2 separate regions of the Homo sapiens genome follow, and region 1 is linked to region 2. Evidence: chromatin contacts called from ENCODE Hi-C or POLR2A ChIA-PET data. All regions are on one chromosome and are shown on one strand. Each heading gives the region's core, a stretch centred on a gene start or an enhancer-like site at or near the end of the contact. The rest is flanking DNA. Distances are from core to core; before and after follow the strand shown. Region 1 overlaps IQGAP2 (IQ motif containing GTPase activating protein 2). Region 2 holds the start of ANKRD31 (ankyrin repeat domain 31).

The links. A loop is a pair of places that touch in the nucleus more often than their neighbours do. ChIA-PET counts read pairs that join two places held with the same protein, here RNA polymerase II (POLR2A). Pooled maps may share reads with other maps.
Region 1: a loop to region 2 is called in a map of OCI-LY7, with 11 times the contacts of the local background. The contact joins the enhancer-like site here to the promoter of ANKRD31 in region 2. A Hi-C loop is called at or near these places in 1 of 168 maps with a recorded cell type or tissue (OCI-LY7) and 3 of 50 pooled maps. POLR2A ChIA-PET finds 5 or more read pairs at or near these places in 1 of 52 experiments (PC-9).

What each region holds. Positions count from the first base shown.
Region 1 is chr5:76,581,039-76,584,850 of GRCh38, forward strand. The region is part of intron 5 of IQGAP2 (IQ motif containing GTPase activating protein 2); the gene reads left to right. Among named protein-coding and RNA genes, the nearest start is that of F2RL2, 40 kb to the right of the region's middle. RefSeq lists an enhancer at 1,189-1,278. Within about 2 kb of position 1,378, at least 4 of the 41 ENCODE cell types and tissues checked have a DNase peak (open chromatin) inside an H3K27ac peak, as active enhancers do; they include OCI-LY7, where a contact is called at or near this core.
Region 2 is chr5:75,234,155-75,238,346 of GRCh38, forward strand. It overlaps ANKRD31 (ankyrin repeat domain 31), which reads right to left and starts at 2,724. Exons shown (of 26, transcript NM_001372053.1): 1 at 2,429-2,724. The coding sequence starts at 2,532. LOC124901006 (a long non-coding RNA gene) reads left to right here and starts at 2,884. Exons shown (of 2, transcript XR_007058823.1): 1 at 2,884-3,212. RefSeq lists an enhancer at 2,445-2,614 and a silencer at 2,665-2,964.

The DNA.
Region 1 (3,812 bases), core at 128-2,627, 1.3 Mb after region 2:
GTCGCAGCAGCCATGTTTTCAGGTGCAATGGTGATGCCATGGCTCTGGCAGACCCACTTCTGGTTCACCAGCCGTCCAGGTACTCTGGGAGCTTTGTGGAGTAGAGTTTGTCTAGCCAGCTCCCACACAGCCAGGTGGCTGTCTTGCTTACCAGGTGGCCTTTGAACCTGCTCCTCAGGCATTAATGCATAACTTTCCTTGTCTTAACACTCTGTTCCCTTAGAACCTTTTCCTTCCCTAAGAAACTGATTGAACCCTTATATCAGATTGATTATATCTCTAACAGTGAACATATTTGCATTTATAAATAAGATTTCCAAAGACAGTTTCTTAGCTCAAAGGACAGGCTCTAATCCTAGGTTCTCAGAAGGGATATCTGGAGATGGCAGTATTTGGAAGTAAGGTGAGGGAGGCAGTTGCACCTGCTTATTTCTTTCAAGTCCTTCCTTGCTCAGAATTCTCTCTGTGCTCTGAACCATTCCTTTCCCTTTCCTCCTCTTTCTGTCCTAAATTAGTATGGTGGTTATGCCTTTCTGTCTTCCTAAATTCTGAGCTCTTAAGAGACTATGAACCACATCTTGTTACTTCATACAGCTTACGTGCTATTGATTCCAAGTTAAAGTCTCTGGAGTTTGTATATTTAACTCTTCAGGAGGTTTAATTGAACTAATTTCTCTATGATAAGGCTACCTCAGGATTCCTTTGGTTTGGGGCTGAAAATTAGGTATAGAACCCTGGATTTTGATATGATATTGGCAGTGATATATGTGACTAAGATGGAAAAATTTGGTTCAGTAAATAAAACTATTTCAAACATGGAGTCTGTGGTGAAATAGAGATTCTTGGCATTGGAAAAAGTAAGAAAACCACTTTGATAGGTTATCAATAAGTGTTTGTATACAAAGGACACATTTATTTAACAAAGAATAGTAAGAACAAAGGTTAACACAAATGGAGCTTTTAACTATGTGCCTGGCACTGCACAAAATACTGTACTGGTATAATCTCATTTTATCTTCATAACATATCTGTGCAGTGGTCACTATTATTACTCCCATTTTATCACCAAGGCAGTTGAGGCACAGAGAGGCTGCCGAAGGTCACACAGTTAGTAAAAACCAGGATATGTGAGAACTGAACCTGTGCTATTATGAATTCAGCCAGCCAATGGCTTCAAAAGAAGTCAATTATTTCCCTACTTCTAAGAAAATTAAAAGAACACTGGTATCAGACTTGAACTTCAGCACAGGCCTCTCAGCTATTATATTTAACATGTTTTAAATGAAGAATCATGGAACTTGAGAAGGGGAAGGGCCTTGGGAAGTTATTGTAGTCTAAGTCATTCATTTCACAGATAAGGGAACTGAAAGCTTGGGTTACGTGACTTGCTCTTAGTCACACACTGAGGTTTTACCAGTTTTGGGACCAGGATTCAGCGCTTCTGGATTCTAGTCCTGTGGTCTTTCTGCTCTACCATGAGGCTTTGATATACAAACATTCATTCCACATGTTATAGTACAAAATGAGCTACACATAATGTGATCCAAGAAAGCTGAAATAAATTTAGCTCCTGCCTTTTAAGTTTGCATTTCATTACGATAGTACCTTTTAGTGTATATCCTGAAAGTATAGAAAAAACTAATACCACTAGTTTTATCTTGAAAGTGGTAGAAAAAACTAATGCCATGTGATATTGGCAGTAATGTATGTGACTAAGATGGAAAAATTTGGTTCAGTAGATAACAACTACTACTACTACTACTACTATATACTACTTTCATGATATACACTAAATGGTATTTTTTAAAACTTTCTTTATTGCTTCCTGGACTTTAAGTGATATTATTTGTACAAGTAGGAGCACATGGGTCAATGAGTCGGTAGCTACCTCTGGGCAACCCCTCCGTTGCTGGCCTCACTCAGCTGCACAGGTGTGCTGTAGCTTTTGGTGTGGTAGGAGGCTTGCTACCTCACAAAAAGTGCTCTCTTAGACATGAGAAGCAAAGGTGACATTAATTCCATGACTTCCTTTGGAATGCTCTCAGCCCTTTGACTTGGCTGTTAGGTACCAAACGGTGCTTAATAAATTAACTGTTGAAGAGCTACATGAGATTGGCACTTTTTCTATTCGATGGGCTTTTTTGTTTTTTAGATTAAGACTTGATTTCCTATATACTTCAGGTAATAAGCAGCCTCATTTGAATTTAAATGCTTGGGAAGGAAGTTTGCTATTGCTGTTTCTTTTCAGCATGGGAATACTGGGTAAACACAGTTTCCTGATAAACATTTGCCCGTTTGAGTAATCAGCTGGGAAGCACCTCCCACACAGAGATTAGGTGTAAAACGCCCATACCATGAAAAGTGATCTTTCCAAAGCTAACAGTTTAAACCTCAACATCAATGATTTAAAAAAAAAGAAAAAAAGTTGAAAATTGAGGCCAAACAGAAACTATACAATATTTTTTTTAATTTTTTAGTAAATGAGATTTTTTGATATATGCAAATGAGATCTTTACCTGATCAATATTAGCTTAAGAAAATATCAGACTTAAATTTAAAAGCAAAGATTCTTCCATGTTCAGAAAGCTAACTTCTCAGCACCACCTTGTGGTAACTTTTACTTAAGCCAGGATGTTTGTTTATTGTAAGATTTATATTAATATTACATTGTACAATGGAGAAATTAAAAATGTAATTGGAAATAGCTATCTAACTTCTTTATCATCAAAGGGGAAAATTAACAGTTTAGTATAAACATTTTACTTCATGTTATCATCAAACCTATATTTTGTGGTAGCCTAAGTACCTTAATTTAGGGATAGCATGGTAGAGAAAATTTTTTTTTTTTTTGAGACACAGAGTCTTGCTCTGTTGCCCAGGATGGAGTGCAGTGGCACAATCGTGGCTCACTGCAACGTCTGTCTCCCTGGTTCAAGCAATTCTCCTGCCTCAGCCTCCCTAGTAGCTGGGATTACAGGCGTGTGCCACCGTGCCCAGATAATTTTTGTATTTTTAGTAGAGATGGGGTTTCACCATGTTGACCAGGCTGGTCTCGAACTCCTGACCTCAAATGATCGCCTGCCTTGGCCTCCCAAAGTGCTGGGATTACAGACGTGAGCCACTGTGCCCAGCCGAGAAAAATATTTTTATATAGGAGCTGTTCCATAAATAGTAATTAAATGAATGAATGGATAAACAGAGCATAATGTGAAAACAGTTGCATCAAGATCATTGAGCACAGCTGTCTTATCCCCTTTCCAAAACTAACATGAAATTAACTACAGTAATAACTTTTAAAAAATACATTTGCGATAAAAATGCCATCTACTAACCAGAAATTTGAACAACCCCTAACATGAAGTAAACAGACAGAATTCGATTGACTGAGAAACAAACTGGGAGAAGATCACAGCCCACAAAACGCTGGGGGTTGCAGCAGAGGTAGGAGCTGTCGTGAGGTTTGCTCCAAGCAAAGGGGACAGCAAGGAAAAGAAGAGCCTCAAAGTGAGCAATCGTCAGCCTAGGACCAGCAGAACTATATGGCCCTTCCCTAAAGCAGCAAGTGTAGATGCTGATAGCGGGATAGCATGCCGGTACCCAAGACAGCTAATGACCTCAAGAAGGAACAGAGAGTCCCCAGTCTGAGAAGGAAAGACACTGGTTCCCTTCTGGCGTCCGTTCCATTGCTCTCTACAGCTTCTTAATGCTGGCTCCTGACATGCGGATCTGCAGTGAATGACCAACAAACAGCAAGTCTCAAACACTAAGATGAGTCCCAGATCAGAAGATGTCAGACATTTGAAGGAAACTGC
Region 2 (4,192 bases), core at 1,474-3,973:
GAAAACTGTAAACTTGTACAAATTGATTCAAACTTTGTAAAAGAATTATAGGTGCACACACAAAAGCCTACATAGAAAGCTGGAAGAAAATATACCAAAGTCTTAATACAAGTAGAATTAGGTCAGATTTCTATCTCATTCATGCTTCTTTTTATTGCTCATGTTTCCTATAGTGTTCCTGAATAGACAATATATTTATATGGTTCAAAATTCAAAAACCAGTATAGACTAGCCCTGATTACTCATGCTCATAGTCCTCACTACTCAGGGAGCTGAGGCAGGAAGATCACTTCAGCCTAGGAGTTAGAGGCTTCAGTGAGCTATGACTGCACTATTGCATTCCAGACTGGACAATAGTGTAAGATCCAGTCTCCAAAACAAACAATATAATAGGGTATGTAGTAAAATATCTCTCTGTCCCCTCAAATATAAGCTTTCTTTCCCACAGGCAACCAAGGTGTTTGATTGTTTTGTAATTCTTTCAGAGATATTTTCTAAGTGTATATATGTTGGAAGACAGAGGTAACACTATTTTCTAAAAACAGAAGCACTGTGTCAAAGAGTATATGTGTTTGTAATCTTGATAATTGAAATTTTTTGAGTTTTGTATTATAATTATATCTTTCTTCCTCTACAGTTATAAAAGAATCCCTTTTTGGCTTCTTGTAATACTTTTTGGTTTTTTTTTAACATTTACATCTTTGATTCATATGGAATTTTTTTGGAGTACAGTGTGAAATATGGATTCAACTAAACTATTTTCTACATACATCCTTCATCATCCCAATATCATTTTTTGAAAAATCCCATCATTTCCTCGCTGGTTTGAGATGCCACCTCTGTAATACACTAAATTCCCATATGTATGTGATTCTATTTTGGGGGTTTTTATGCTGTTTATTGATCTGTCACTTTATGTGCCAGTATCATATTTAAAATATTTTATATCAGAAAATATTTTAATATCCTATAGGTCATTACCTCCTTATTGTTCTTATTTTTCAGACTTTTCCTAATTGCTCTTATTTATTTTACGATATAAACTTTGGAATCAGTTGTCTAGTTCAACAGAAAGTCTTGCTGGTACTTTTTTTTTTTTTTTTTTTTTTGAGATAGAGTCTCACTCTGTCGCCCAGGCTGGAGTGCAGTGGAGTCATTTTGGCTCATAGCAACCTCTGCCTGTTTCTCATTACAACCAAAAACTCCGAATGAATATTTTTTAAAAACTACTCGAGAACCTTGAAAAGTAAACAATAGCAGGTAGATTGGGGACTGAAGTTGAAATCTTAATAACAACCCATTTATTGACGAGTTTCAGTTTGTTTTCGGTTTTTTGGTTCTTTTTTGTCTTTCAGCTTTGAACCATCCAGTGGGCACAGACAGTAAACCTATTTTTATCCAGAAGACCAAGGAAAATGACCCCTGCATGCCAGAAGGTATAGGACAAAGCCCAGGGCTTTATGTTGCTTTCTCTCTCACCTCCCAGCCCTGCCCCAAGGCTGGCCCTAGCCTCAGAGCAGACACCAACCATGGCAACTGGGGAACATAAAACTCAAGAGAAAGTGTCTACCAGAGGAACTGGGAAAAGGGATCGGTATTGCCTGAAAAGTGTGGACAGAATCCCCCTTTTTTCTCTCTTTTCTTAACTCTGTGCTAAAGGCTGTCCCCCTTGTAAGGAACTGCTGTATAGTGAAAAGGCTAACACTCAAAGAAACCTGTCTTTCTGATCATATGAACTGGCAAGTGGGTATGATGAGGAAAGGGGGCAGGAGAATCCTGGAGAAGAGAGAGAGGGAAAGGAGAATGACCTAATTCTGTGTACGATCCAACTTAAGTCCCAGACACAGCCCTGAGCACATATGAAGCAGACCTAGTGGCCTCATCCCTGCCCTCTTTTCCCTGTGTCTAGCACAGAGAATATGTTAGAGAAAGGTTTCGATAACCTGAAATACCGACTTTTTTGGATTCGTATAAAACTATTCGTTTCCAGTTTGGCAGGGACCAGTTTCCCCATCACACATTCTTTTCTTGAGAGAAACTGTTACCCATTTTCCTAGAACTGAGCTACGAGTCTCTTGAAGCAAAATGAAGTCTCCTGAAACAAAATGCAGTTAAGTTCAGACCCAAGATCTTTTTTGCTTGTGCAAAAAGACTTAAAGCCCCCAAAAGGAAAGCCTTTTGAAAAATGCTATAAAGCCACCTAGTACAAACCTCATTTTATCCCTAGCTGGTTGGGGGTAGGTGGGAACAGACTGTGTTTGCTTATTTACAAGCTCTCAGCTCAGGCACGGCTGCCCCACAAGGCTCTGATCCTGCCCACAAGCACATGTTCTGGTCACGATCTCCACTCAAAACTCTGACCCCCTCAGAGGGCACCTGGGCCGCCCTGGCGCGAGGGTTCAGGCACTGTGGCCCTAATGATGGTCACCTTCTCCAGGGCAGCTCCTTTTCTTCCAGGTCGCTCTCCGTCACTGAACCCTCTATCACAGTTTCATCACTGTCCCAGTCTGGGGCCTGGACGCCTTCCTCCATCTTTGCCTCACATTCAAAGTCTTTTTTACCCTCCTCTAACTCCCTCTTGCCCGCAAACAAAAAAACGCTTTGAGGGCCAGGGGAAATTGTGAATTAAAAATAAAAATAATATAATCGCAGCAGGAGCCGGGACTTGTCGCAGGGCTGCTGAGGAGGACGCAGGCGGCCGCGAGCGCGGCGGGGTAGCAGTCTGCGAGGCGGCCCGCGGGTCCCGCCGCTCGTCGCAGACAGGGGGCAGCCGCTCGCCACACGACGGAGCCCTGCGCAGCGCTCGGCCCCGCCCCCAGCTCCCGTGGCCGGAAGTGGGAGGCCGCGCGCGCGCGCGCAGGCCTACTCTGGGCGTGGCCTGCCGCTGCGTGTTTTTTTCACGGTTTCTCATTCTCGGTCGCTAGGCTTTGAGGGTGCTGGGGTTGCTGCTGCAGAGACCAGAAAGGCAGGCGTGGCGCACCCAGAACTCAGACCGAGCCTGCTTAACACCCTTGGCCGGGAGGGTGACCTGCCATGCACCTGATGCTTGTGAGCCCCAGATACGGGAAGAGCTGTCAGCTCCTGCCCGCCCCAGCAGCCCTGGCATTCTGGAGCCAGAATGCGACCTTAGACCTAAAGAGAGTTTTTGCAGCCCACCAAGTGCTTCCTTTCCCTTTAATCCCTTGACAGCCTCTCCTCAAGTGTCCTCTGAGGTAGACAAAACAGATACGTTTATCAGAAGTTTTAGCTCATCAACTAATCTCAGTGATGTATTTTGCATTTTTTTTTTCTCTCAACAACGCTTTGGTTACCTGAAATACAGATTATGCAGGAAAGGCAGGATAAATGCTTTATTTTTTCCTCTTTTATCAATTTTTATAATAATAGTAATGCCTAGCAACCTCCAAAAGTAGTCAATTGCGTTTTAATGAAGTACTAGAATTTTATATATTTGATGTGTTTCAGTCTAGTTGAACATTTTTAATTCAAACTAATTCAAAACAAAGCCAAGTGAGCTTCCACTTGCCAAGTGAGAAGAAGATTCAAGAAAAGACCAAGTTGTTTTCCCATAGCAAGTGTTTAGTATTCACCTTGGAGTCTCCAGCATCTAGCACATATAAAGTCTAAGTTTTGTCATAAATGGATGGAGCTAGAGATTTCTGACTTCCCAATTCATTGCCCTTTTCACTATATGGAGTAGCTTTGCCATTATTATCATTATTATTATTTTGTGTTTTTACTATGTATATTCAAGCCACTGCTATTTAAAATGCTTGATTGGTGATTATCTTCTAAACTTAACTTGAGGCTGGGGGTGGTGGCTCTACCTGTAACCTCAATGCATTGGAGGCCGAGGCAGGAGGATTGCTTGAGACCAGAAGTTCAAGACCAGCCTGGGCAACATGGTGAGACCCCTATCTCTGCAAAAAATTTGTTTTTAATTAGCAGGGCATGGTAGCATGGGCCTGTAGTCCCAGCTACTCAGGTTGAGGCGGGAGGATCGCTTGAGCCCAGGAGTTTGAGGTTATAATGAGCTATGATTGAGCAAACGCACTCCAGCCTGAGCAACAGAGTCATACCATGTCTCAAAAAATAAAAAAATAAACTTACTTGAATAAGTAACTTACTTAAATAAAATTCCTCGCCTCAACTCTGTAAATTAGGCAGAGCAATAATAAATATGCAAAGAACT